Linked DNA regions of Mus musculus: regions 2, 3, 4 and 5 are each linked to region 1. Evidence: chromatin loops called from intact Hi-C (ENCODE). Cell type or tissue: heart. All regions are shown on one strand. Each heading gives the region's core, and the rest is flanking DNA. Links, peaks and the distances in the headings are about the cores only.

The links. A loop is a pair of places that touch in the nucleus more often than their neighbours do. Peaks named below come from ENCODE experiments on the same cell type or tissue, not always from the same donor. Only the 100,000 strongest peaks of a DNase experiment are listed, where the experiment ranks them.
Region 2: a loop joins it to region 1, with 2.7 times the contacts of the local background. A loop is called at or near these places in 13 of 42 quality-filtered maps.
Region 3: it touches region 1 in a loop (9-fold over the local background); 6 of 42 quality-filtered maps call a loop at or near these places.
Region 4: a loop joins it to region 1, with 2.7 times the contacts of the local background. A loop is called at or near these places in 7 of 42 quality-filtered maps.
Region 5: a loop joins it to region 1, with 3 times the contacts of the local background. A loop is called at or near these places in 2 of 42 quality-filtered maps.

What each region holds. Positions count from the first base shown.
Region 1 is chr10:78,182,295-78,188,011 of GRCm38, reverse strand. It overlaps Pwp2 (PWP2 periodic tryptophan protein homolog (yeast)), which reads left to right and starts at 2,863. Exons shown (of 21, transcript NM_029546.2): 1 at 2,863-2,941; 2 at 3,842-3,954; 3 at 4,972-5,066; 4 at 5,290-5,389; 5 at 5,483-5,626. The coding sequence starts at 2,924. Trappc10 (trafficking protein particle complex 10) reads left to right here. Exons shown (of 23, transcript NM_001081055.2): 23 at 1-2,590. The coding sequence ends at 156. In heart, for the core only: a CTCF peak has its summit at 2,728; a DNase peak (open chromatin) is centred at 2,841; H3K4me3 peaks cover 1,754 bases; H3K27ac peaks cover 1,520 bases.
Region 2 is chr10:78,396,431-78,402,147 of GRCm38, reverse strand. It overlaps Rrp1 (ribosomal RNA processing 1 homolog (S. cerevisiae)), which reads left to right. Exons shown (of 13, transcript NM_010925.2): 12 at 182-298; 13 at 1,164-1,786. The coding sequence ends at 1,354. Among named protein-coding and RNA genes, the nearest start is that of Mir6907, 9.3 kb to the left of the region's middle. In heart, for the core only: no CTCF peak of the experiment used is centred there; a DNase peak (open chromatin) is centred at 2,647; H3K4me3 peaks cover 836 bases; H3K27ac peaks cover 940 bases.
Region 3 is chr10:78,241,614-78,247,330 of GRCm38, reverse strand. It overlaps Trappc10 (trafficking protein particle complex 10), which reads left to right and starts at 2,686. Exons shown (of 23, transcript NM_001081055.2): 1 at 2,686-2,895. The coding sequence starts at 2,829. In heart, for the core only: no CTCF peak of the experiment used is centred there; DNase peaks (open chromatin) are centred at 2,620 and 2,980; H3K4me3 peaks cover 2,107 bases; H3K27ac peaks cover 1,471 bases.
Region 4 is chr10:78,409,688-78,415,404 of GRCm38, reverse strand. Rrp1 (ribosomal RNA processing 1 homolog (S. cerevisiae)) reads left to right here and starts at 2,362. Exons shown (of 13, transcript NM_010925.2): 1 at 2,362-2,585; 2 at 3,919-4,001; 3 at 4,382-4,439. The coding sequence starts at 2,453. In heart, for the core only: a CTCF peak has its summit at 2,291; a DNase peak (open chromatin) is centred at 2,394; H3K4me3 peaks cover 1,795 bases; H3K27ac peaks cover 1,434 bases.
Region 5 is chr10:78,571,823-78,577,539 of GRCm38, reverse strand. It overlaps Ilvbl (ilvB (bacterial acetolactate synthase)-like), which reads right to left and starts at 2,549. Exons shown (of 15, transcript NM_001359302.1): 1 at 2,309-2,549; 2 at 757-958; 3 at 513-640; 4 at 291-429; 5 at 87-198. The coding sequence starts at 2,443. In heart, for the core only: a CTCF peak has its summit at 3,053; DNase peaks (open chromatin) are centred at 1,629, 2,589 and 3,089; H3K4me3 peaks cover 2,154 bases; H3K27ac peaks cover 2,083 bases.

The sequences.
Region 1 (5,717 bases), core at 289-5,288:
AGCACACACTCCACTTCCAGCAGCGAGCACAAAGGCTTGCCCATGCCCCGGCTCCAAGCACTGCCCGCTGGCCAGGTCTTCAACTCCAGCACTGGCATGCAGGTCCTGGTCATTCCCAGTCAAGACGACCACGTCCTGGAAGTCAGTGTTACCTGACTGTGCCATGGTCCAGTGAAGCCACAGATTGGGTGTGAGTGCGCATTAGGGACTGTGGCTGGATTGTGGTCTGTGGTAACACACTAGCTCTAACCAGACTTTGGCAGTCCTGCCTAGCTACAGACACAGCAGAGAACAGTGTCCTTCAGCTGCGCAGTGGAGTAGAGCGTCACCTCATGTTGTCTATGACACAGGATTTGTTTTCATTTTTTTTATCCCTGGCCCTGTGCCCCGTGCTGGTATCCCCAACTCCTCAGACCCTCCCAAGAGGGTCTGGTCTCTTCTCACAGCCCTCTCCTAGTGGCTTTCCATACACCGCCATGGTTTCTTTAAGGTGGATCTTCAGCAGACTGCAGTCCTCTTATGGCACTGTGTGCCCTTCTCACAAAGCCCAGTCCCTGGGCAACTGTGGGCCTCCTGGGATAAAACACTGTCCTACACGCCAGAGCCCCTGGTTATGGTTTTATAGTAACAGCTTTGGGGCCGTGGGGTGGGGTGGGAGGGAACATAACCCCTTCTGTGCCTTGGGATGCCCAGCAGATCACAAGATCCATCTGTAGAAGCCACGTGAAAGGTACTGCAGAGAAGACCAGAGAGGAGGGAAGTGTGGTGTGGAGATGGCTTAGGCTAAAAGTTCTGGATCCCCGACTCCCCTAATGTTGATTGAATAACATATGCACTTGGAATTAAATCTATATTTATTATAATTGTTGGATGTGGGGGTAAAATGTTTTCTCTCACTTTAAAGTCTGCTCATGTATTGTAGCTGTATAATCGACATCTTTTGCACCTTAAGTCTTGGAACTGAAGATGCTCCATCTGGAGTGAAGATGAGAGGGGCCTCTCTTGTGCTCTGATCAGTCGTAAAGGACTCAGGGCCTGGAGGACCTCAGCTGGGCCACTGGGTTGCAGTCATACCGCACCAACGGGTTCATTTACTTTTGGTTGTAAATTTGATTGTACATATTGTTGATTTATTATTTTTAAGAGTACAGACTAACTGATGTAATGTTTGTGTATAAGTTGCACCAAAAATCAAGGACAAAATAAATGTGTGTTTGTTTTTACTGGTGTGGAAGTCATAGATTGTAAATAGATGCTGTATGTATTAAACGTTCTCAGTCCTCCAAAGTGATGTATTTTTGTATATAGGAGATAGAGTGCTCTGGGCTTATTGGCGTGGTGTCTGTGAGTGGGACCTGAGGTAGAAAGCTGGGAGAGGAGGGAGCCCTCTTCAGGAGTCGCTGCCCCCTGGGGACCATGTTTGGGCCCAGAGTCAGGGGCACAGAGAGAACCAGGAGAACCAAGCCAACACTTTCAGTATTCAGTGTATTTGCTTTTTTTTTTTTTTAAGATTTGTTTATTTATTATATGTAAGTACACTGTCGCTGTCTTCAGACACTCCAGAAGAGGGCATCAGATCCCATTACGGATGGTTGTGAGCCACCATGTGGTTGCTGGGATTTGAACTCAGGACCTTCAGAAGAGTACTCAGTGCTCTTAACTGCTAAGCCATCTCTCCAGCCCCAGGGTATTTGCTTTTAACTCAGCCAGTAAATAAAGGATAGTACGACGCCCACAACACACCACCACCAAGTGGTTTTCATTTGCAGGAATTGGAGGAATGCTTAAAGAAAATAAACACTGGGGCTGGAGAGATGGCTCAGTGGTTAAGAGCATTGGCTGCTCTACCAGAGGTCCTGAGTTCAAATCCCAGCAACCACATGGTGGCTCATAACCATATGTAATGGGATCTGATGCCCTCTTCTAGTGTGTCTGAAGACAGTGGCAGTGTACTCACATAAACCTTAAAAAAAAAAAAAACAAAAAAAAAACAAACATTTATTTAAAACCCTCTGAAAACCTATTTTATGTGCAGTTTAAAACTAATAAACTTGGGGAGCTGGGTATGCAAATTAGAACTTGGTACTTACTGAATGTCTACAGCCCTCTGAACTCTGTTTTCGGTAAACCTTTGACAGTTGGCCTGCAGATGTCAAGTCCATGTGTGGGGAGGTCTTTGAGACTTGATCCTGGCAGAAAAGCTTCCACCCGGCACTGCTAGCCTCCCGCATCCGTGTGTAGTCCTTTAGAGTGGAGTCTGGCTCTTGAGTTCACCGCCCACCCCCTGAGTTTCATATTTCTGAGTTCTCTACGGTTTTCTAATTATATATATTAAGAATAAAACAAAGGGGAGATCTAAAATGTTGGTAGTTCTGTTATTTCTCATGAAGACACCTTTCTCTGTAAGAGAGTTGGCAGCTCTTGTTCTCTGGGATGGGGTCTAGGAAAGGTGACGGCCGCACCTTGACACTGCAGGCGTTGGTTCCATTTTCACAGTGTTCTGTAACATAATGTCAGAGTAAGGCCGCTGTACTAAGATCGTTTAAAGTGTAAGCATTAAAATTCTAAAAATACACGTTTTAAGAAGAAACTCCGTTTGAACTTGGGTTTTTGTTTTTGTTTTGCACGGTTACAGGCGAGTGTGTGACGATTTGCTCGCTTTCTCAGCTCCGGACTGGGCTCTGCATGGAGACCTAGAACTTAGCTCCATTCTCCACCGTCCTAGCGGTCTCAGCTAGTTCACCGCTACGCAGCGCCTGCGTAGAGGCAGGGTGGTGGCGGGAGTGGGGGTGAGGGAGGGACGGGCGGGGCTTCCCAGGACACTAGGGTTGCGGCTCCGCCCCGGAAGTGCGCGTTTTAAGCGCCGGAGATTGTTTGTATTCCGGAAGTGGTTGCAGTACGGTACCCCACGTGTGGTTCCAGGATGAAATTCGCTTACCGGGTGAGCGGCGGGCCGGGCAGGGGCAACGGGAGGGCGATGGAAGGTTCCGAGGACGCGGGAGAGACCGAGGTCGTTGTCATCTCGGCTGCCTGTGGGAAGCACTAGTGGGTCGACCCATCGCAATCTATTGCTCCTGGTTTATACCAGGAGCTCCGGGCTCCTACCCAACAGGTCTCGGGCTGTACCCAGCCCTGTCCAAACTCCTCTTGCCAGACAACACAGCAATAGCTGCTGAAAGGCTCTTAACAACAAACTTCAAGCAACACCCAGCTCTCTACAGGGCCGCCAGTTCTTGGAGCAGTCTCGACAGCGCTCCTCTGCTGATCATACCTCTTAGGAGCCTAGCTCTGCCTGGTGTTATCTCGTTGCATAGCTGCCCACCTACACCCCAGATCGACTCCTGCCTTAGTTAGCCCAGGCAATCCCAGTAAGCAACTACCCTACTGCTCTGCTGGGCTTTGCAGTGTTTGGACATCTGTCCAATTGCCTATGTGCCGTTTCTATGTGGACATAGAACACAAGGCTCGGGTCTCTACACCCAGCTGTGTCTGCTGGATGGAGATGCTTGCCTTTGATAACTGAATGGATACACCGGGGCACTGATACTTAGCACGGTGGGCGTGGTGAGCATCTCCTGCAGCCCTGTTCACTGAAGCAGCTTCTCTTAGAATGGAGATCCTGTGCCCTTCTGTGCCTGGCAAATGCTTCCTGTCTTGGGAGTATAGTACCATTCAAGGGAACCCTGGGCTCCTGAGAATTAAGTTGGGTTCCTCCTCTGCCCAGGGGCAGGACACACCTATGGTCAGGTACTTTACTACCTATGCCCAGATGCCTCTCATCACCATTTCAGAGAGCTGACGCTGTGTTCTCTGTGTTAAAACTGATTCATTTCCTTTGCAGTTCTCGAATTTGTTGGGTACGGTTTATCGGTGTGGAAACTTAAATTTCACACATGATGGAAATTCTGTTATCAGCCCCGTGGGAAATAGAGTCACTGTGTTTGACCTTAAGAAGTAAGTATGGGGAGACAATGTTAGCAGGGACGTTATCCTCCGTGTGAAGGCTAGCCATCCTCTTTGTGGCTTGCAGGACTACTGGATTTAGGAGGACACAGGTCATGGTAGAGTTGCCTGCTGAGGTCCTCGTTTTTCATTCTAGTATCTAGAACACCAGCATTACTCTTAAAGGGAAAGGAAAAGTCATGTGCCTTTTGGCTGTTGGCTAGCAAGTAGGGGTGGTGGCAGATAGGAAGGTTATCTCAAAAGGTGAGCACTTACTGTGGGGGGAGGGGCGGCTCTAAGGGCCCCAGGACAGGTGGTTTGGAGAGTTCAGGCTGTCTTGGGTCCTTGCTCAACAGCCCTGATGGTTCCCACCTTCCCTGCTGAGATTAGGCTTAGCTTTGCTTGTCCCAACAAATGTGCTGTGGCTCCTTTTCTGACTAGGAATGACTCAGCACTTGACTGTCTGAACGTCTGTAGGCTGATCCCCTCTAGCCTGGGCAAGACCCTCCAGTTCTTCTGGCCACTGTGCTCCCATTAGCTTCAGTTAGCTGGCTAGTCCTAGACCTCCGTTACCAGACACTGTAGGCTGGGCCAGCAGTATAACCTACTGTGCCTGCTGTCGATGGATTACTGGGTCTAGTCAGGTCTTCTGTGTCACTGTCTCTTTAAATAACATCTCAGGGTCTCAGAAGTAATGAGAACCTGTTTGTTAAAGAAGACTCAGACCAAAAAAAACAAAACAAACAAACTAGGTTCTAATTGCGACACCTATAATGGTGCCTCCAGCTCAGTCAAACCCTGCTTTCTTCTCCTTCTATCCACTTCTGAATTTAAGAACATACAGCCTTTGCAAGTGTGCTACCCTTAACTCGAAAAGGTCAATACCAAGACGACCCAGGAGGGCAAGGAACGAGCTGTAGCCTAAGGGGCCCTACAGCAGGAGAACCAGCTGCTAGTCCATCTCTGGCCCTGCCCTCCCTATCCGAGTGTCCGAAACCAACTGTGGGCTGGGTTTTTTGTGTTTCTTAGCAACAGATCCAACACATTGCCTCTGGCCACCAAATACAACATCAAGTGCGTGGGGCTGTCCCCAGATGGTCGCCTCGCAATCATCGTTGATGAAGGTAATCAATGTTGGTGTGGGCAGGCACTGGGGTGGCCCTGCACCCTCTGGGCTGTGAAGCAAGGGCATCGCCTAGGGTCAAGTTCAGCTTCATAGCACAGGTTCCAGCAACCCACGTCCTAGGGTGGACAGGCAAGCTGCATCTGGGGTCCGGTGGCTGTGTCTGGGGTTCGGTGGCTGTGTCTGGGGTTGGGAGGCCACAGTGTCACTCTGGCCTCTTGCAGGGGGTGCTGCTCTGCTGGTCAGCTTGGTGTGCAGGTCGGTGCTCCACCACTTCCACTTCAAGGGCTCCGTGCACAGCGTCTCCTTCTCTCCCGATGGCAGGTAAGAGCATCTGTCGAATGCAGGGCACCCACCGGTCTCTGGCCAGCTATTTGTTGGTCCCCAGTATCACATGTGACCCCGTTTCTCCTGCAGAAAATTCGTTGTCACAAAGGGCAACATTGCGCAAATGTACCACGCCCCCGGAAAGAAGCGAGAGTTCAATGCGTTTGTTCTGGACAAAACCTATTTCGGGCCCTATGATGAGACCACATGCATCGACTGGACAGATGACTCCAAGTGAGACTGGGGAGGGCACCCTTGGCCGTCTGTCCCTGGAGAATGCGGTCTTCTTCCATAAGTTGTGGCTGAGTTTTTAAGTGCGCCATGA
Region 2 (5,717 bases), core at 423-5,422, 210 kb before region 1:
TGTAGCTTCGTGCACTCCCAGCATTAGCCTGTACTGTCCGGCTGGAATAGACAGTGGCATAGCACATGTGCCTCAGGTGGCCTCCATATTTCCCTGGCCCTGAGCTGGGTCTGTGGGGACCGTGACACAGAATGGAGCTGACCTATCCCCTCAGCACCCTGACTGCCACCCTGGTTCTCAGGCACTTTCCCAGAGGATGATGTCCCTGAAAAAGCCTACAAGAAGATGCTGGAAGGGAGGCGGGAACGGAAGAAGAAAAAGAAGCGCTTGCCCAAACCTCAGCCCCAGAATAAGGAAGGTAGGATCCTGGGTGATGATTAACACATGGGCTGGCTCACCTCCCTTGTCTCCCCTGCCTGTCCTGCCTATGCTTAAGGCTTCCCTTCATGCACAGACCCCCACAGTGCACCTGGCCTGGGGACCACCCTCAGCCCTTGGTGCCTGTGCTCTCTTTGACTGTCTTGCCATCTTTGATCAGAGCCTCGTCTGCCTCGTCTCCTTAGTGGTCCTGAGCCTCTTCCCATGTAACTGTTGGTTTCAGGTTTCTAGCCCTGCCTTCCTGCTGTGTATGTGCTAGCCTGTGACACTCTTGCTAAAGACTGTCCAGGGCTTGCTGTGCATTGTTGGTGGCCCTGCCTGAGCTGACAGTCTTTTCAGGGGTTAACCTGGTCATATGCTAACCTAGGATCTGCCATCTGCCCTGCCAAAGGTCACTGCATTCACCCTGTCTCTGGCCCAGCTATCTCCACACTGAGGCCCATACATATTGGTCCCAGCTGGGCAGTATCTTCTCACCAGCCTGCCCTTGGCATGGCCCCAGCCTCAGCCCAGACACCGTCTTTCAGCTCTGACACAGCAGGTTGAGTTAATGTTTGCTGGTCCTGGGGGTACGGCCCCTGGCCCTCTTGTCAGATAGCCATCTCTACCTCTCTTCCTGCACTGTCTTCACACCCTGCTCCATGTCTGGGCCCTTCACCCTGTCCTCTGGCTAGTCTTTCTGGAGATCAGTTCCTGAGCCCTCCCTGGGATCATCCTGGGACCCAGGATGAAGCTCACCCTGGTCAGCAGCCATAGCTGGTGCTGTCCCCAGTGCTGGCACTGCCGTGACTGAAGGACACCATATTGTCCCAGGAGTTTGCTCACAAGCCTTACTTTGTCCACAGCGGGGAGTGAGGCAGAATCCTCAAGTGCAGACCCAGGCCCAGGAAGGAAGAGGAAGAGGAACAGGAAAACGGATGAGAAGGCTGGCCAAGGGGGTCCTCCTGGGAAGAGGAGGAAGCCCGGGGCTAGGGCAAAGGGGGCTGGGGCCCAGCAACCCAAGAAGAGGATACAGTCATCACAGAGTGCAGAGTGAGGTGCACAGCCCAGGCTGGCACATGGTGGAATGGGGCAGGATACCTGGGCATGCTCCTGCAGCCTCTGAATGCCGAGGTTCTGAGCGTCCGTCCTATAGGGGAGGAGCAGGAGGAGGACGGAAGAAACTCTTGGTTTAGTCCCAGCCTTTAAGCATGATCCTGCCTCAGAGCCATGACCTGCATCTCAGAAAAACACTCAACATTTCACTTGTACATATGCTATGGCTGTGCCTGATCCTAGCCAGAGAGGCCAGAAGATCTGGAGACTGAGTCCAGCCTGGGTTGCAGAGTAAATCCCTGTCTCAGCTTCCCTCCACCATAGTCAGGAAAACAAAACCAAGTAACTGTGTGGTCACTGTCCCCTCCACCCTTGGCTGCCCACAAATAAACTGCGGGTCCTTACAGCACATGGCTGCTTCTCCCATTTTTGGATGTGTGTGTGTGTGTGTGTGTAGGGGTATAGCAGATGTCACTTCCTGGGTGAGGTGTGTATTTTCATCTTACTTTTGAGTTTATGTGCATCTGAGAACCCTTGCAATAGAGCCTGCCCGTGGGTTCATGCTCTGTGCTCCTATCTCAGACTTGCATTGTTGAGGGTTTTCAGGAGGTTCCTGAGACTGAAGTGACAGGGCCATGGCAGGAGAGCCTGGCTGTTGTCACCACCTCTCTTTGGGACACTGTACACAGCATTTATAGAGACCCCAGCTGGCAGCCTGAGCATGACCTGACTGGGCTCTTATTCTGAATAGAGCAGACTCAAGCCCTGCTGCTATGGGCTTGTCCCTTCCTTGGGGTCACTACTGGGGCATCCAGGGCTGCAGGAGGCCAGGTCATGGGAGGAAAGACAGTGCCTAAGCAGTCTCTGCCCCTGGACGCTGTGGTAGCCTAAGCACATCCCAGAGTGCACAGGAGACAGCATTGGGTGGTGTGGGTCACCATTCTGAGAGAGCTGCTTAGGACAGTCACTGGGTGTGACACCCTGGTTCTAATTGAGTGAGGCCCTGGGTTCTACGCCTGTTTCCCCTGGGGGAGACCTGCAGCCAGCACCACCATGTGAAGCACTTCTATGTCTGCAGTCTCTTTAGTAACTGCTTGACTCCAGACAAGAATCACCAAGTCCCTCAACATTGACTGTGGATCTTGACTGATGGAGATCAGGCAGTGCCATGCACCCCAGAGGATAACATTATCTGTGCGAAAGTGGCCATCTTCAATCCCGTGTTCACAGCTTTGAGAGCAGTCACAAGGCACATACCCACTGTCTCATTCGTGAGATAACAGGATATTCTCAGAACTGGGCAGCCGCCAGCAGTTACACATCTGTTACGCCTGGTGAGCCTGCTCCCTGGGTCGGCAGCCTCTGATCTGCGTCATGTCGGTGGGGGGTGGGGGTGGGGCTGCTCTGCACAGGCGCACTTGGGATTGTGCAGTGATGCATGGTCTTTGCATGTCACTGAGCTGTTCTCAGGGCTCAGGCCTCTTTACTGCTCTCGGGGGGTGGGGGGGAGACACCCAGGAGTGCAGCTGCCTGGGCAGCTGTTTGAAGAACCACCAGGCTTTTCTGCAACTCACCTGTTGCGGGTCTTCCGAATGACAGCCCCTGCTCCCAGTGTGAACCCTCGCCTGTCAGTCCGCGGCTTGGCCTCCGACATACAGCCCCAGACTATGGGGGTGAACCAGGCGACCCAGCAGTACCCCCTGTTCACAGTGTGGGAACTTGCCATGCCCTGTCCTGTTGGGTGTGGCAGTTCATGCGGATGCTCACCTGGCTACCTTGTTCTTTTCTGGGCAGTCCAGTTGATCTAAGGAGGTGATGGACCAGGAGAGGCTCTGCCTCTTTGACTGTGTGACCTCCATCAGAAAACAGGCCCCTCCCCAAGCCCATACACACATGAACAGACACATACACACATGAACACAAACACACATGAACACACACACACATGAACACACAGGAGAAAAGGAATTTCTTGGTACTGATGGGGAGGTGGGTTTCAGGACCCCCACAAACACTGAGCATCACCAACACTAAAATCCCTAACTAACACTAAAATCTCCAAACTATCTTCACAGAACCCCATAGAACTTCCTATGTACTTCATGTTCACTCTTGGTACAAGGCAAAAGTCTACACCAATGGCTGCCATGCTTTGTTAAAGGAAATAAGGGGTGAGGGGAGGCACATGCAAGTTCAGTGCAGACCATACTCAATGTGAAACTGTTGCTTTTGGACAGTTTGCATCTACAGGTATTTGAGTCCCCAAGTTGAGAGCCTGTAGTAGTTACAGAGAGGTGGACTGAATGTAATTTATTTTTAATATTTTTCCAACCTGGCGGTGGTGGTACATACTTTTAACTCCGGCACTCAAGAGGCAGAGGCAGGAGACTCTCGAGTTCGAGGCTAGTCGAACAAAACAACACACACACACACACACACACACACACACACCTTTCATTGCAATAGGGATGATGTCTGAAGGCCACAGAGCAAGCAAAAACCCAAGCTGGGGATATTATGGCTTGGATCAGCTCTGAAGGCTATCCTGGGGCCCTGAAGGTTTTCTCTTAAGATCACCAGGGGATCAAACAAGAAGACAAGAACAGCCCCACACACTCACACCACGCGGGGGGGGGGGATTGCCTGCTTTATTAAGAGCCTATTGAATTAAATGTCAAGCTCATCTATTTCTACGCTTTCTTAACTGCCCCACTGGTTTTGATGTGGGCTCTGACCCTCATGTGAGTCTGTGCCCAGAGAGGATGCTTCTGCTGGACCCAGACCTCAGGAACCTAGCCTGTTCACATTCTCCCTTTCTCTGTTAGACTCCTCCCCACAGGCTCTGACCAAACCTTAAGGTTCTATTCCTGGCAGGACCACCCACCCAGGACCCACCCCTTCCTTACCTGCTCGCTCAGGGTTTCTGTTGCTGTGATGAACACCATGACCAAAAGCAATCTGGGAAGGAAGGACATCAGGGCAGGAACCTGGAGGCAGGAGCTGACAGAGGCCACAGAGGAGTGCTGCTTACTGGCTTGCTCTCACATTGCTTGCTCAGTCTGCTTTTTATAATGCCCAGGGCCACCAGCCCAGGGGTGGCACCACCCACATGGGCTGGGCCATCCTACATGACCAGGAAAATGTCCTACAGGCTTGCCTACTGGCCTTTCAGGGTCATTTCTCAATTGAGGCACCCTCCCTCCAGACAATGATAGCTTATGTCAAGTTGGCAAGAAACTCTTTGTCAACTTGACAGAAATGTCACTATTAAGCCACAACCTTTTTTTTTCTCACACATTAATATCAGCATCACAATATAAAACAAACTTAAGAAGTTCCATGGTCTTAGAAATTCAAACACTATAAAAGTTCAGTATCTTTTTTTTTTTTCTTTTTTGAGACAGGGTCTCTTTGTATATATATCCCTGACTGTCCTGGAACTCATTCTGTAGACCAGGATGGCCTTGAACTCAGAAATCCACCTGCCTCTGCCTCCCAAGTGCTGAGATTAAAGGCGTGCCCCACCACTGCCTGGCTAAAAGTTCAGTATCTTTCAAAAATCCTTAGTCTGGGGCTGGAGAGATGGTTCAGCAGTTAAGAGCACTGGCTGTTCTTCCAGAGGTCCTGAGTTCAATTCCCAGCAACTACATGGTGGCTCACAACCATCTGATACCCTCTTCTGATGTGTCTGAAGACAGCAACAGTGCACTCATATGCATAAAAGAAATAAATCTTTAAAGAAAAAAGAAGAAGAAAAAATTTTAAATCCTTAGTCTGGCTGGGCAGTGGTGGTACACATCTTTAGTCCCAGCATTCACAGCCGATTCCTCACACAGTTAAACGGCAGAATACCGTGACCCATGCCTTGCCCTGGGAGGACCACAGGACCCTGCTGAAGGGAGCACCACTCCTTCTTCTCTTCCTGAAGTAGCTGCCAGCAGGTTCTGGCTGGAAATGCGCCCCCACCCCCACCCCTGCTCCTTCCCTTTGCATGTCATTTTCCTCAGCTAGTCCTCAGACACGTCCCCAGGAAGGTCACACTACAGACAGCTCTGCAGCCTGTGCCCATGGACTTGCACACGCATCCGCTATGACATCTCCACCCATCAATCATGCATCTTTGTAGCCTTCCACCTACTCCTCTACCTTCCCTAACATCTAATGTGTATCTCCTATCGTCTTCCCACCCACCATTCCCCTCTACCCATGTTTTAATTGCTCTATCAACCACCACCACCCCTACTGAAATCACCGTGGAGCTCCTTATTGGCAGGGAGCTTTGGTCTGGACCCTGGAGCGGGACAGCCAGCGGGCACGCGGCCTTCTCGCAAGTCCCCAGGTGTAGTTCCAGCATCTGCCTCTAG
Region 3 (5,717 bases), core at 522-5,521, 59 kb before region 1:
CCCCGTCATGAGCTCCTGTAGGTTTGTTTGTGTTAGAGACTATTCAAGGTGCCCCCTCACCAGTCCCTCTGACTGCCAGGACTCCATCTCCAAACTTGATCAGATCATATCAAGTCATTGCTTTGTTGGAGGACAGGGACTGACAAGTTTTGGCTTTAAGACCAGGCCTGGCCACAGCCTTTGAGATATACAGTCCCTAGGCTAAGACTTGAGTTTAAGCTGTTAAAGGGTTGCTATGGAATCGGGGTAAGAGACTTACCTGTAAAGTCGGAAGTCCTTCTATCACTTTGCAGAGGGAGCCTGTGGGCTGGTGATACGGTCCTTACTATAGTGTCTCAGCTGAATGTTGTACTGTTTGGCCTGAGTGTCCCTGTTGTTCCTGACAAGCCCCACTGCCACCCATTCCTGTGAAGCAGAATTCCTGGAAAGGAGGTTTGTCTGCAAAGATTGAGTGACTAATCACAACGACATTGAGGTGGAGTGGTTACAAGGCTGCAGGTCTAGAGGCTAGTTATTTTATGATAGCCTAGTGTCAGCCCCTAAATATCCATTCATTGCCCACCCCAGTGTCAGAACTAACACTCTGTGACTAATAGATTAAAAAAAAAGTGTTGGAATCTATTAACTTTGCAGACCACTAGTGTCTTAGCTAGGGTTTTACTGCTGTGAACAGACACCATGACCAAGGCAAATCTTATAAAGGACAACATTTAACTGAGGCTGGCTTATAGGTTCAGAGGTCCAGTCTGTTATCATCAAGGTGGGAGCATGGCAGCATCTAGACAGGCATGGTGCAGGAGGAGCTGAGAGTTTTACATCTTCATCTGAATGCTGCTAGTGGAAGACTGACTTCCAGGTAGATAGGGTGAAGGCCCACACCCACAGTAACAGGCCTACTTCAACAAGGTCACATGTGCTAATAGTGCCACCCCTTGTTCCTGGCCCAAGTGTATAGAAACCATCACAACTAGCTTTCCCACCTCCAAAGCTAAGAATGGTATTTGAGGCCAACAGGAGAGAGTCCACCTTCTAGCTATAACAGCCTCTCTGACGTACTCACCAATGTATTTTAAATTGTCTTGATTTATGACTTTTTATGTTCTGCAACTATAAAGCTTCAAGTGCTTCCATGTGGGATCACGAAACCTGGGGTTACCCACTCAGGAGGCCTCAGAGGATTCCTCAAAATCCTTGTCCCCTGGGTGGCGGGCACTCAAATTTGGCTCCGAAGCACACCATCTCTTATTCCATTTGAGGTGAGAGCTTCGTTCTTTGTGCTGACATCTCACAAACGCTTAGCTGGATGGGGTGAAAAACCTTTGGCACGTCCACGGAGGCTTTGGACCCCTATTCTTGCTTTGCTGTGCTCTCTCTAGGCCAGTGGTTCTGAACCTTTCTAATGCTGTGACCCTCCTAAATAAAAAATAAATATTAAGTAAATAAAAATAAAATATTAAATAATGAATAAAAATTAAATAAATAAACTAAAAATTAAATAAATAAAAATAAAAATATTAGAGAAAAATATTAAATAAACAAAATAAATATATTAAAGAAGTAAAAATAAAATTATTACATAAATAAAAATAGTTTGTTACTACTTCATAAACTGTAATTTTGCTACTGTTATGGGTCATAATGTAAATATTTTTTTTGGAGCTAGAGGTTTGCCAAAAGGCTCGGGACCCACAGGTTGAGAACCCCTGTGCCTGGCAGTCTCCACCTGCTTCAACTGCCCTAATCAGTTGCCTGAAAGCCCAAACCAACATGCTCCCCAACAGTCAAGTCATGCTCAGACATTCCATTTGCACACTGAATCCCATTTGCAAAAGCTCCCATAGACCTGCTTTACTTGCGCCGAGTTCAGTTCAAAGCAATATTTGATTTTGCGACATTCACAATACCTAGCGGCTTCAAAGCAGTACCAGCTATAGGTGACCAGTACTGATGAAGGTGGGACATAGGGAGCATTCTGGGAGCCAAGGGAAAGAGTGCTGAAGGCTGACGCAGGTGGAAACGACCTATGTGGTGGTTCATACGAGTAAAACCACCTAATCAACCAATCAAACAAAAACCTCACAAAACCAGAAAGGACAGTGGGAAGCTGGCGTGCCAGCGGGTGCACATGGAGTTGTACGGGGTGGGTGGAACACTTTCGATCTTGCCTCGCTTTGAGTCAGCACACTTGGCAAGTCCGTGTTAACAGGCAAGCAGAGACTCAGCTTGGCACTGCACAGTTGAGCTCGCCCAGATGTAAAAACCGACCCAAGGCATCCTGCAGAAGCCGGAAAGGAGGAAGCTCCCTCGGAGATAACGGGAATTCCGCCAGACGTGACGTGGGGGCACACAGGGTAGAAGCGAGGATGAGGGTAAGGGAGCATCTGCAGGTGCGAAGCCGAGGAGAATCCAGTTTAGACAGGTCTGATGAGACCAAGCAAGGGTCACCAAGCTTGGGCATTGAGAAGGTGGGGTCAAGGAGCTCAGGCACGTGCGCCGCCCTCTGTCCTCTGCAGCTGCCTGAGAACCGAGGCAGAGGCGGCTCCCGCTATTGACAGCTACAGCGGCCCCGCCCTGCACCGCCGGGCGGCCCGGCACGCGGCCTTTTTCGTAGGAGGGCATTCGGCGGCGAGGCCCGCCCCTTTAAGTCGCGCGCCCCGGAAGTGGTCACGCGGCGGCGCCGGGGCCGGAAGTGGACGCGGCCGGCGGCGGCGGGCGGCCGGCTAGGAGCTGCCGGGGGCCGGCGGCGAGGAGGCGCGGGCTCAGCGGGCCCCGCGCTGCCTCGGGTGCCCATGGCGGGCGGGGGGCCGGGCCGGTGACGCCGGACGCCCATGGACGCCCCTGAGGAGCCACAGCCACCGGTGGTCTACACCATGGAGAACAAGCCCATCGTCACCTGTAAGTGCGGCGGGGCGGGCGGGCGGGGGGCGCGGCCGGGCTTGGCAGCTCCCATCTACGCGGACACAGCCGACCTCCGACCTTTCCGCGGGTGACCTCCGACCCGCTGTGCAGCCGACGCCAAGCTTTGGGTCCTGACCTGGGCGGTCTCCGGAGCAGCTCGTTCTGTACTGTCAGTGCTGCTAGGGATCGGGCCGGCCTTCCCCGTGGGTCGGCTCTCCTGCGCGCTGACCGCAGTCCGGTGGGCAGGCCCAGCTCTCCGCAGAGCGCAGGTGCTCTTCCTCTAGTGACTGTCAAGCCGGAGTGGCAGGTGGCCGGCCAGGCTTAGGAAGGAACCCAGCTCTGTCTGGTCCAATCATCCTGTGCTTATAGGCACTTTCCAGAGCTGCTCCACCAGCGAGTTCCCGCTCGGACATCCCCTTCCGCACTTGTTCCTTCTCCCACTGAATGCACACACACACACACACACACACACACACACACTCACACACAAAGATTGGTTTCTCTGCTACAGAAAAAGAAAACCCTCATTTTAAAGCATAATTTCAGAACGGAGTAGTTTTGCAAACTATGGACTCATGGGAAGTGTGGACGGGTTGGTTAACATTTTGACAGCTTTGCGGTGCTGTCTCTCAAAGGACAGGTGTGATACGTGGCTGTTGGCAGTTCAGTATGTGCTTGACCTTATGAATTTACTTTTTTCTAAACAGGAAGCATATTTGCAAAACCTGGTGCTAGGCCCCAGGGTTCCCAAGGTCTCCAGCACACCCTGCTCTGTTTTCTCCTTTGGGCCCTTGGATACATGGGCTCCTCCCAGTTCCTTCCTGTAACCGCATAGACATTTCATATTTAAAGACTTACATCTCTTTATTGCTAGATTAACTTTCTCAGGGATATGGATGTGTCTCCCATAAAGTTGGGAGACTTGCATAGTTCAGCAGTTAGTTGTGTGTGTTTTGTTTTTTTTTTTTTTTCTTCCCAGAATGCTTGGCAACTGAGAGGCTTGCCAAACCTCACCTGCAGGCAGGTGGACCGATGTGGCAGAGCTGGTCTGGAGGCTGCCCCGCCCTGCCCGGGTGCTCCTTGATCCCCTCAGGGAAGTTGCACCCTGTTCATGGTTGGATTCAATGTGTTCCAGGTCCTGAGAACTTTCCCCCAGTACTGTGCACAGTAGGAATTCTGGATGAGTACTTAGAACCCACAGGGACACCCACTTACTTGACTGCATCTCCCGACCCTTAGCTTTGAACATTGGCATCTTCATTGCCATAGACATTTTATCAGCATCCTGCTGAAGGTAAAGTTGCAAGCTCAGCGGCATCGGCTGTGGCTAAGGAGAAAGGGTTAATTACTCTGGTAGCTAGTACTTGGAAATGTGTGCTATTTAATGTCTTACCTTCCTGTGTGCAGGACAGCTGCAGGGTGCCTTCCTGTAGGCCTGTTGGAGTTTGGGTGTTGGTGGGGGATTCCCATGGCTTTGGGGTAGCATCATAAGAAAGTGTGCTGATGGTGTCCCCAAGTTGGAGGGCACAGCTCTTCACTGGAATTTCAGAAAACAAAGTCGTTTTAGAGAAATGTAAAAGCAATCTCTTTAAAATAAAAGGCTTTTTTTTTTTTGACACTCAGGAAATCTGACTTAGTATACACTCAGTGGCATTTTTATGTTTCTGGGGCTGCAGCTTTGGCAAGCACTTATCCTGGTTCCACCTTATTCCTTCTTTATCTTGTTATGTTTTAAAGGAGAAGCTAACGAACTCAGTTCAGAAATCTACCCAAAGGCCAGTTCACTCTTCACAACACGTCAATACTGTGTATATGGTTCTCTTAGTGTTTGCTCCCCAAACAATCTGTTTTATCGTATTAAAAAATTCATACTTTAGATCTCCTTCAACACTCACCTAGCCAGTCTGAGTTCACTTTAAAAAGCAGAGCTCATGTTTATCATTGTGTGTGTGTGTGTATACATATATGGTGTATGTGCAGGCTTGTGCACCTGTGGAGAACAGAGATCAGTCTCAGGAATTGGTCCACCTGAGCTGTCTTCCTGGACTTTTTGTTGTTTGTTTGTTTGTTTCTTCATACAGTGTCTCTCCCTGGAACCCCGGGTGTCTTAGTTAGGGTTTTGCTGCTGTGAACAGACACCATGACCAAGGCAAGTCTTATAAAAACAATATTTAATGTGGGGCTGGCTTACAGGTTCAGAGGTTTAGTCCATTATCATCAAGGTGGGAGCATGGCAGCATCCAGGCAGGCATGGTACAGGAGGAGCTGAGAGTTCTAGGTCTTCATCCAAAGGCTGCTAGTGGAAGACTGACTCCTAGGCAACCAGGGTGAGAATCTTAAGCCCACACCCACAGTGACACACCTACTCCAACCAGGTCACACCTCCAAATGGTGCCATTCCCTGGCCCAAGAATATACAAACCATCACACCGGGCTTCACCAGTTATGCTAGTCTGCCTCTAGAAATTATACTGTATCCACCTCCCCATTGCTGGGGTTACAAGCCTGTGACCATAGCATGATTGTCACGTGGGTTCTAGGGACCCAAACTTGGGTCCTCATGCTTCCTGGGCAAGCATTTTATGAGCTGTTTTATCTTCCCAGCCTCATATTTTCCTCTGGACAGTGACTGGTGCTAGATTAGGGGCGTGAGAGGAACGGAAAGTCCTCAAAGGTTGGGGGGAGACAGAATCAAGTCTTGCTCAAAAATGTTCCTGAGTTATTTTAATATTGTTTTGGGACTGCATAGAAGTTTTGGTAGGTTTTAGCCATCATTGAAAGATTCTGTTTTTGTTTTTGTTTTGTTTTGTTTTTCGAGA
Region 4 (5,717 bases), core at 405-5,404, 230 kb before region 1:
TGCCTACTCTAACCTGTCCATTGTGGAACATTCCAAAAGTTGGACTTGGGCAGCTGACTATGGGCAAGCCTGGCCCAAGCAAATACTAATCTTTGTTCTAGAGATTTGCTCTTTTCAAAAGCAATTGATGAGTGTGGTGGTTTGAATATGCTGGGCCCATATAGACTGGCACTATTAGGAGGTGTTACCTTTGCCTTGCTGGAGTGGGTGTGGCCTTGTTGGAGGAAGTGTGTCACTGTGGGGGTGGGCTTTGAGATCCTCTTCCTAACCATGTGGGAGCCAGTCTTCTTCTAGCAGCCTTCAGATGAAGATGTAGATCTCGGGCTGGTGAGATGGCTCAGTGGGTTAGAGCACCCGACTGCTCTTCCGATGGTCCAGAGTTCAAATCCCAGCAACCACATGGTGGCTCACAACCATCCGTAACAAGATCTGACTCCCTCTTCTGGAGTGTCTGAAGACAGCTACAGTGTACTTACATATAATAAATAAATAAATCTTTAAAAAAAAAAAAAAAAAAAAAAGAAACATCCCAAACCAGCCAACTAATAAAAAAAAAAAAAAAAAAAGAAGATGTAGATCTCTCAGCCCCTCCTGAACCGTCTCTGCCTGGATGCTGCCAGGTTCCCTCTTTGATGATAATGAACTGAACCTCTGCACCTCTAAACCAGCCCCAATTAAGTGTTGTCCTTATAAGAGTTGCCTTTGGTCATGGTGTCTCTTCACAGCAATGGAAACCCTAACTAAGGCACTAATTACCATCTTTGTGCTTGAGACTTGTAGACTTAAAAAGCATCCATGACTGGATGTTTAGGACCAGATCCTCCTCCTCCTAGTTGGTACATAATAAACAACCTGAGGTTCCAAGTTGCAATGGTAGTGAGTGTCCCAATCAGAGTGCTCACACCTAAGCTGAGCCCACCTTTTCTGTCTGTGTGTCTGTCCTGTATTTCTTTACTTCTCCCAGTTGGGGTTTCAGTACTCAAGCCTAGCAGGACTTGGCATATACACATATGTATAGGTGGATATATTTACTGTGTGATGTGTAAGTAGAGTCTGACCATTAATATTAGTAGTTTAAGATAGCTTGCCTAGGGCTGGAGAGATGGCTCAGCGGTTAAGAGCACCGATTGGTCTTTCAGAGGTCCTGAGTTCAATTCCCAGCAACCACACAGTGGCTCACAACCATCTGTAATGGGATCTAATGCCCTCTTCTGGTGTGTCCGAAGACAGTAACTGCGTACTCATATAAATAAAACAACAGCAACAAGAGATAGCTTGCCTAAGTCAAAGAAACTGGGTTGACTTTAAAAAGCGTGGCCATAACATTGATGTAGTCTATCAAATTTTTTGTTATTCAGTAAATTCTGATGTTATAGAAAATACAGAATTGTCTATGTTCCTGTAATAGTGCTTAGACATGCCCTCTCCCACCCCAGTTGCTTATTCCTCTTCAGTCAGACTTTCAACAACCATCCCTCCCATTTTTTCCAGCATCTAGCTTTTCAAATACAGCCACCTTCCTTGCCTGACACTTTAATCCTGGGCTTAGCTGGCCTATGGTGTAGCAACGAACTGGCAATGTTATGGTACCACTAAGTCCAAACGTCCACTGGTCTTGGAAATTTCCCCCAGCAAGTCATCAGACTTCTGGTGGTCTTGGGCACACCAATGAAACCTGTAATTGTTTTGTATTCTAATTTGACATTTCAGCTCTTGGGCTATATGGAAAAATTTTCCCAATAGTGTCCCAAACGATTGTCACCACACATTTCATGAACCAGGGCACACTCAAGTTTTGCACACTCACTGTGCTTTCTATAGTGTATTTGCCTGCCTACCTTCATGATAGGTACCTGCACCCTGTCCCATAATCTGGATCCTGACAGCCTTCTTGCTTTTCTCTTTCCAGGAAAGTGGATGCTCTACAAGAGGCTTGGTGGGGTGGATTTCCCTGAGGACTAAGGTGTTAGGGATCAGGTAAAGTGTTTCGGGTAAAGCTCGTAGTTCTCGGCGTTGCAGGGTTCATGCACACACCCAACCTCCCCCCACCCACACCCCACACCCCAACATGGCTCAGGATGCTGAGCCAAGGGCAGCTCCACGCAGTCCTGCTAAGTGTTACAGTTGAGGACAAGCTGGGCCACATCACGATCTTCTTGTAATACAGCCACTCCTGCTGCAGTAAAGAGGAGGGCGAACCCAAGACAATGCTTTAACCTTTTCAAGAATCAGAGATGCCCTAGGCTTACACCAGACCATCCTCCTCCCTGCAGGGTGCAGTTGCGCCTCTCGGCCACTGAGAGGCGGTAGCGTACGCCAGCATCGTCCAGGACGTTTGACGTCTAGCTGGGTTGTGTCGCCTCAGTGTGACGTTCAGTGGTGACGAGCGCGTGTCGTCACTCGAGCGCCCCAGCGGAAGCGTCGAGTGCGTGGTCTCAGGGTTCTCCTCACCATGGTTCCCGGAGTGCCGCTCCCGCCGGAGATCCAGCTGGCGCAGCGCCTGGCGGGCAATGAACAGGTGACGCGGGACCGCGCGTTGCGGAAGCTGCGGAAGTACATCGAGGCCAGGTCGCAGCGGGCGACAGGTACGCGGGCGGGAGGGCAGGCGAGCTCCGCTGCGTGGGCCCCGCAGGATCCGGCCTTCGTCTGCTGTTCTACTGGCTTAGGCTGACCCGATCGGTCTGCCCGCTTTTCTTCCTTCTGTAGCTTGCTGGTGCTCTTCCGCCGGCCTTTACTGGTGTCCCGTGTTCTTAAAGGTGTGTTCTCGACACCCCGTTCCCAGGATGTCCTTTTGCAGAGCGGTTTCTGTGCTTCTGGTCCTCAGTGAGCGACCCCTTTCAGCAGCCTCCGCGTCTCTTGGATATCCCTCCGCAGATGCAAATTATAGATTCCCTGAGCAGTGGTTTGGCCGAGGTCACGGCTGTATGCTTTGGGAAGTGTCTCAAGGCAGTTTTCCACGCTCTAGTCAGAGAACCCCAGCTTGGGGAATGCGCTTCGCCAAATGGTGGCGATGTCCTTTGCTTTTGGATATCCCTCCGCGGATGCAAATTATAGATTCCCTGAGCGGTGGTTTGGCCGAGGTCATGGCTGTATGCTTTGGGAAGTGTCTCAGCGCAGTTTTTCACGCTCTAGTCAGAGCACCCCAACTTGGGGGATGCGCCTCGCTAAATGGTGGTGATGTCCTTTGCTAGCCGGAATGAATAACTTTCACCATTTAATCTCCGAAATGTCATAGTATAGCTACAGTTCCTTGGTCTGACACTGGCTTAATTAATCACTGCATTAACAATGGGCCATCTCCCGGTCCCGAAAGTGTTGGGTTTCTTTAACTCTATGGGACTGATACCTGCTTGCTGGTGCATGGAGTTACTGGAGGGTTGGGGGGAGGGGCTCCTCCAGGCACCGTTATGGCAGTTCTGTTGGAGAATGTTTTGAGGGCGGGGCTGGCTGCCCAATCATATTTTTTTAAGGTTTATTTATTTATTTAATGTATATGAGTACACTGTAGCTAGCTGTACAGATGGTTGTGAGCCTTCATGTGGTTGTTGGGAATTGAATTTAGGACCTCTGCTCGTTCCAGTTGGCCCCACTCACTGAGGTCAGCCCAGCTCGCTCAGTCCCTGTTCCGTCTGGCCCAAAGATTTATTTATTATTATAAATAAGTACACTGTAGCTGTTTTCAGACACCCTAGAAGAGGGCATCAGATCTCATTAGGATGGTTGTAACCTACCGTGTGGTTGCTGGGATTTGAACTCAGGACCTTTGGAAGAGCAGTCAGTGCTCTTACCCGCTGAGCCATCTCGCCAGCCCCCAGTCGTATTATTGTTAAGAGTAGTTCAGGCAGTCATGTTTCCTTCCTGGCTCGGGAAGGTAGGTTCCAGGGCTCACTAAGTCTCACTGTTGCTCTTGTGATGCAGGTGGTTTCACTCCAGATGAACTGCTAAAAGTATGGAAAGGACTGTTTTACTGCATGTGGATGCAGGACAAGCCCCTCCAGCAGGTGGGTGCCTGGGAAGGTAGCTGAAGAACCCTCACAGGAGTTGGTGGGGGACTGAGGGGCTTATGTTTAATCCTCCACCCCACCCCTTAACATAGCCAGCACTGACTCCTGCTGTTTATAGAGAAAGTGATGTTTCCTGCATAGTAGGTCTTTTTTTTTTTTCCATGTGGTTGCTGGGATTTGAACTCAGGACCTTTGGAAGAGCTATTGGTGCTCTTAACCACTAACCCATCTCTCCAGCCCCATAGTAGGTCTTTTGCAAGCAAGGAACCAAGGCCAACTGGCAGCTGGTCCTTTGAAGTGAGAGGGCATTGGTAGTGTTGGCCGTCAGAGCCACTGTGCTTCGGGGCCTGAGCGTGTGCTTCCTGTTTCCCTCACAGGAAGAACTAGGAAGGACCATTGCCCAGCTTGTCCATGCTTTTCACACGACGGAGGCACGTGAGTACCCGGCGGAAGCCAGGCCCGGCCGGACCCTGCCGACACCAGAGTCGCTGAGATCCAGAGGGACCAATGCAACAGTGTGCTCTCAAACCTCACGCAGGCTGCAGGGAGGTGGCTGTGTGGATGCTCGTGGCGTGGAACACAGCCCAGTGCCCAACCAGCCTCCCTCAGTTTACCAAACAGACATGGCTAAAGAGTGAAAGGCAGTGGTATGGCATATGACAGCCGGTGTCATGATCCCCGTGGTGTTTAGCTGATGACAGTGACACCCTTTCTCTTAAGTACAGAGGTTTTCAAGCCTCCTAATGCTGCTACCCTCTAAAACAGTTCCTCCTGTCAGGATACACACACACCCCCCACCCCACCCCCGCCCCCAACCGTTAAGTTCTTTTCATTGCTACTTTGTAACTGTAATTTTGCTACTGTTATGAACTGTAATGTAAATATCTGTGTTTTCCAATGGTCCTAGGTGACCCATGTGGAAGAGGCATTGGACCTCCAAAGTGGGAGGTCTCACAGATTGAGAATCGCCGAGGCTAAATTGCTAAATCCCGTGTTTCCCATTCCTATCCCTCATCCAACCTACCTGATGGAATCACTTAGGCAGCCTTTAAACATCCTGAGATCCAGACCCTGCCTCAGGCCAGCCTAGCCCTGGGGCATAGCATGTCTGAGGCTTTGAGGGCAGTCCTGACAGAGAAGCCGGATGCTTGTGCCTGCTCCTGTCCTCGGCGAGCTGGGCTTTAGCTTTATTCGACTGAAGCTGGCAAGTTGAGGGATGCGTGCACGCCTCAGTTCAGGAGACTCCCTCCTCCCACCCCTCTTTTTGGAGACAGGTTCTTACTGTGTCGCTCAGGCTGGTCTCGAACTTGGGAACTTCCTCCTCCTACTTCCCTGGGCCCTGGCATCTCGGATGTGTATCATGGCTTCAGGATCTCTCTTGAACTGAGTGTAGAAGAGGCAGTAGATCTGAACTCCCTGCTCTCTAAGGACCGGCAGCTTTGCTGAGTCAAAGCTGAAGTGACCACTTGGTAACCTGGTGACCAGGCCACCAGGCCTGAGCCATACAAACAGCCCTTTGCTGGCGTAGAATTTTGCAGAGAAGAGGATTTGCCTTCCTTTTGTCCCAGTACCAAGGCTTCCCAGGGCTGGTTCCTCCTGCCTTGTGGATGGCGCCTTCTCTGGTTGACTCTGAGTAGGTGGGTCCACCCTCACGACCTGCTTTAGTACCCTGAACACGGCCCCTCCGTTCACCCCTGGTACATTGTGAAGTGC
Region 5 (5,717 bases), core at 191-5,190, 390 kb before region 1:
ACAAAGAAAGAGGGATACATTTAGGAAGACGACCACAAAAGAGGCAAAAGAAGGAAGAAAGCTATAGTGGGGATAGCAGGACTCACCAGACAACCACACGGCCCATGAGGCTATTGGGCAACTTGGTTGGTATCATCTCCTTCTCAACCATGAAGTAAGGATATAGTACATCAAGAGGCAGCTCCACAAACACTGGACCTGCAGGGTAGGGAGGTTCAGTCTATGGCACCTGTTGCAGCAACCCCCAAGCTTCAGGGCTTGATTACTGTCCAGCTCCCTCCTCCACCTACCTGGGGTGCCTGACTGGGCAGCAGCTATTGCAGTCCTCAGGGTAGGTACAATGTCCCGTACCCTTCGCACAGAAGCACAAAACTTGCAGAGTGGCCTGAACAGAGACATCTGATCAATGGCCTGAAGTGCGCCCCGTTTCTGGCAGAGAAGGCAAGGGACAGTTATCAGATAAGCTTGAGAAGCCGTCTTGGGGACCCCACCTACCCTTAAGGACTAGGCACCTGCAGCAGGGTGCTGGCAGCTCCACCCAAAAGCAGGACTGGGGACTGTGCCACTTGTGCATTCTTCACTGCAGTCACAGTGTTGGTGAGGCCAGGACCGGCTGTCACTGCTGCCACACCCACTGTCCCTGAAAGAAAGAGCTGGTGACAACCATGCCATCCTCCCAAACATCGTCCTACCCCAAACCCCCTGCCTCTCATTCACAGGGGCCATGTCACTGTCCTGCTAGTCCCTGGTCCTTACCAGTCAGGCGGGCCACAGCATCAGCAGCAAAGACAGCAGTGACCTCGTGGCGTGTGTCTACCACTCGGATACCCAGCTTCTCACAGGCCACCAGCAGTGGGGAAATGTGCCCACCGACCAATGTGAAGACAAAGCGTACACCATGGGCTCGGAGCACAGCTGCGACACTCTCTCCACCATGCCGGATGCTTGTCTTGTCCACCTGGGTCAAAGGAGATGAGGAACAAGACAGTCAGAGGCCAGCCCAGGAGCAGGTACAAGAACAGGCAGGGGTAAGGTCAGAAGACAGACGAACTTAGATTCTGGTTAGAGACATACCACTTTAAATCCAATTCAGAGAAGGGTACACTGACTTAGCAAATTTATTGTTCTCTTTGTCCTACAGCTAAAAATGCCAAGACTTGCCCAAGTGATAGACTCCAACAGAAGAAATGTTCTTTTTGAAACTGTACTGAGGATTGAACCCTGGGCATAGATAGTGTTAGACAAGCACTCTAACCACTGAGCTATATCATCAGCTTTTACTAGGACAAGGTCTCACGAGGCTTTGAACTCCTTATGTAGCTTAGGCAGGGCTTGAATTTGTGACCATCTCTCCCCAGCCTACCAAGTAGCAGACTGAGATAAAGCCTATGTTCTTAAGTGGCTCTGGAGATTATAATGCCTGCTCCAGAGATACTGGGCCAGTTGAGAAGAAAGGAGATAGAGGTTAAATCTACAGAGAATCCAGGAGAGCCTGGCAAGAGGCAGAAGGCCCCTGGCTTAGATGTGTGCCTGCTTCCTAGTATCCCTGCAGGGCCTGGCACTTGGAGTGCTAACTCCATCCAGCCTATTGCCTCCCTCTGCTAGTGAGGCACAGGTCCAGCTGACATGCTGCCAGCAGCCATATGCCTAGCACGGAAGTGACTCCTGGCACAGACTACCCTGAGCATCCAAGCCTCAGTAGCTTCACGATCCCTACATACTTCAAGGTCAGTGGCACTGTCCCTGTCTAGAAGAAAAGGGACTGGGTAAGGGCAAGAATTTCTCAGAATGGAACAAGTGGTTTATAAGTATGACTTGTGGGGTCAGCTTTTCCCAAATCTGTCATCTAGAGAAAATACTAAACTTCTCTGTAGATCATTTGCCTCTTGTGGGCACAAGGACAGAAATTATAGCACTTACTTTGGTGAAGATGGTACGAAATATGCTAAGACAGTTCCTCAGAAGGGCTTACTATCAGAGCCCATTCCCTCCCCTGCCTACCTTCAGCCCACCAATCTCACTATGTTTAAAAGGCCTGCTCTGTTAAAATGACTCAGGCCCCTGGGTATGGAGGTAGGCGGAGAATGTGTGCTGTCCAGACAACGACAATTTCCCCATTATCTCGTACTAGTTACAAAGTCCAGGCCCATATACAGTTTGGCAAAGGGACAGAGCTCTGTAAAGAATCTCCCAACCAGCCACTTCTAGACTAGCTGGGACTCGCTTTCCACACCTGCACAGTGGATGAGCTGGAGAAACACCTTTAGTGCCTTCCTCCTACCCCTAGCCCTCCTTCTACCCTAAGCACCTTGTGCATCAGCTGATAGAAGAGCCCCAGTCTGTGAGCGACGCCCAGCACGGCAGCCACCAGCGTCCCAAACGCCAGGAGCAGGAAGGAGGGGAAGAAGCCTCCCGCAGATGCAGCGGCCGCAGAAGTTTCCATGAGGCAGAACCTAAGTAAGAAAGCACAGAGCCAGAATCTTAGTACTATAATCTAATCCGGAAGCAGGATCGTCCGCCGGACCTGGGCCACACCTCCCCGACCTGCCAGGCCACGCCCACAGACGCATCTAGACTGGACTTAAAGCCACGCCCCAGTGAGGCTAAGTCCGCCCCCTGACGTCACCACCTTCAAACTAAAAGTAGGCCACAGCAGGTCAAGGCGATCGCAGTAGCACCGAAACAAGGTTGAAATTCCTACTTACCTATCTGTTAACGAGCCCATGCAGAACCCACCCTCCTCAACGCTGGACTGGGGCTCAGCGGAGAGCCCGCCTCGCGCTTACATCATTGAGTCGTAAGGCCACACCCCCATCGGATCGCGCAGCCTAGGGTACGCTCCCCCACCCTCCCCACACACACCAGACTCTTGACCTTTGGCCTTCAGCCGAGGTCACTTTTCAATAGGATGCGCCTTCAGCTCCACTACATAGAACTCCCTTCCACCCATCCCCAAACAAGGCCCTATGACCTTTGCCTATAGGAAAGGTCCCTGACTGCAGTGGAACTCTGCCGCTTCTGGGTCACGTGACTGGGGAGTGTGGAGTGGTGCCCCTTTTGCCCACTTGGCTCTGCAGCGCCCCGTAGTTCAACGAGACGCGCGTGCGCCAAACTGGAGTCTCGCTGAAAAAGCTATCCGAAAGAGACGTTTATCATTGGTCGCTTCTCTCTCTCGCCTCTAATTGGCTAACATTACACCGCGCCTTCCACACCCGCGAGAACCATCTCGCGGCACGTTCCACGGGCGTGGACTGTGACACACCCCCCACCCGAGCTCCCCAGAACCCGCATTCCCGACCGCAACATATGCAAGCCCCTCCCCTTCCTGGACCACTGTGAGGCTTTGCAGGATGTTTAGAGAACTCCCTAGTGTTTGGTGCCAGGCCGGTTCAGTCATTTTCCAGGTTTCCAGCATCTGGGGACCTTTTACAAACTCCGATCTGTCTTACAAATCCCTTTCTCCAATTTATGTCTTTTTCTTTGACTGGCTTTTAATCAGGACCATCTGTGTAACCAAGAGTTTTGAGCTATTTGTTGAAGCCTGAACAATGGATATTTAACAATGTAAACCAGTGTAATAGTATGTGCTTTTATTCCCACCATTCCGAGTTCAAGACCAGGCTCTTCTCCATAGTGAGTTCCAGGACAAGCAGGAGTGCATAGAGACCAACCAAAAATCACAATCGCTTCAGCTGTGTCATGTCCACAAGATAGCATTCCACAGCCTTTCTCCCCATCTTTTGGCTCTTATATTCTTTCCACTTCCTCTTCCTTGGTGTTCCCTGACCTTTGCAAGCCATGGTATAAATGCCCTGTTTAAAGCTGATCGTTCAGCCATCCCTTCTCAGCAACTATGGTCTCTGATTAAGTTCTGTGATGGAACATTTGCCTAGCACAGGCAAAGCCATGGGTACCCACAAAAACCTACTCAACTATTTTTAGCCAAACTACCGTATGAATTATTTATGCTTACTGGCTGTGAGCATGCCTCCAATTTCGTCTTGAATCAAACAAGGTAGGCTTTTCCCTGCCATTCCATAAGAGTTGTTTTGGGAGAGTGCAGGGGCTGGACCTAGATTCTCTACCCATTTATAGCAGATGTGCAGCTTGGTCTTCTTGTGAGTCTCCTAACAATTGGAGCAGGGGCTGGCTGTCTCTGACTCTGCCTGCCATTGGATCCCCTTCCCCCAGCTGGTCTGCCTAGTCGGGATTCTGTGGGAGAGACCATGCTTAGTCCTATAATGACTTGATGTCCCAGGCTGGGCTGGTACCCAAGGGAAGCTTCCCCTTCTCTAAGGAGGAGAGGAGGGGATGGGGGGGGGGGGGACTTGTGAGGGTGGGACTAGGGGCAGGGCTTCAACCTCGATGTAACGTGAATAAATAAAAATTAAGAAAAGAATTGTTTTGGATTACTCCATCTATCTCCAAATTGGCCCTACTCCCTTCTGTCTCCTAACTCCATTCTCTTTCTAGGAGCAGTACAGGGAGCCACTCCTCCCCGGCCCTATTAGTGAGAGCCCTTAATTAAAAGGATCAACCACATACTTCCTGAAAGGGGCTTTTAGGTTCAATTACATTTCCAGGGCCAATAAAAAGATAGTATTTGGGCTGGTGATGTAGTTAGTGGCGAAGCCCTTACTTCTTATTTATAAGGTCCTGGATTCTATCCTCAGTAACAGAGAGATTGAGACAGAGACAGAAACACACAGACACCAAGAGACGGACAGAGACAAAGAATGAACTAGTTACTCTGTGTCAGCACACAGCCTTTCCTGGCACATTTCTTCACTTAATTCATTTAACCCTAAAGAAGAGGCTGTCAGACTTGTTACTTAGTATCTTCTTGGGGGTCCTTAGTCCCATTAATAAAATGAGTCAGAAAGAATCCCAAAGACATTTTTATTAAGAGTTTGGGAGAAAAAAATAGTAGGGGCAAGCTGAAAATCCTGCCAGAGGAAATGAAGAAGGAGTCTTGTCCTTTAAGTTAGTCATGGAGGTCAGAGAAACAGTGAGGAGGCCCAGAGTGTCAGGCACATGCTTAGGAGTGCTAGGCCATGAAGTTGAGCTCAGATAGCATATAATCCCGGGCTTTTATGTCCTGGGGCAAAATAACTATTCCAGGGACTTTTAACTAGAAATAGAAATAGAGGCAGATTATTAACAAAGGAAAAACACTCCCAAAGGTGGAAGTGGGACAGAGAGCTGAGGAAAGAGCCCTCGAAGGATCAGACTGAAGAAATATGGCCCTGTGTAGCCCCTGCCTCTCCATTCACTGTTACTTAGGCTTTACTCAAGAATGTTTCTGTTTGTTAAAAACCCAGGTAAGTAAAGGCTTCCTGTCTGTCTCCTTCTTCCTTCTCCATTTTCACAAGCGTGTGTGTGTGTGTGTGTGTGTGTGTGTGTGTGTGTGTGACGCATGTGTGGATGCACATGCATGTGGTACACTGTTGAGGTCCAGAATCATCCCCCATTGTTCTTTAGTCACTGAGGCAGGTTCTCTCAGTCAAACCCGGAGCTCATCGATACAGCTGGTTCTCAGTGAGCCTGCTCTGCTTTCCCCTCCCTTGATCCTCTGCGGCTGGAATTGCACGCAGGCCACCGTGCCCATTTCCTCTACAAACTGACTTCTTTTATGTGTTAAGCGTTTAATTCTTTATTTACTGTATTTATTTTGTACTGGGTACACATGTGGAGGTCAGAGGACAGCTTGTTCTATC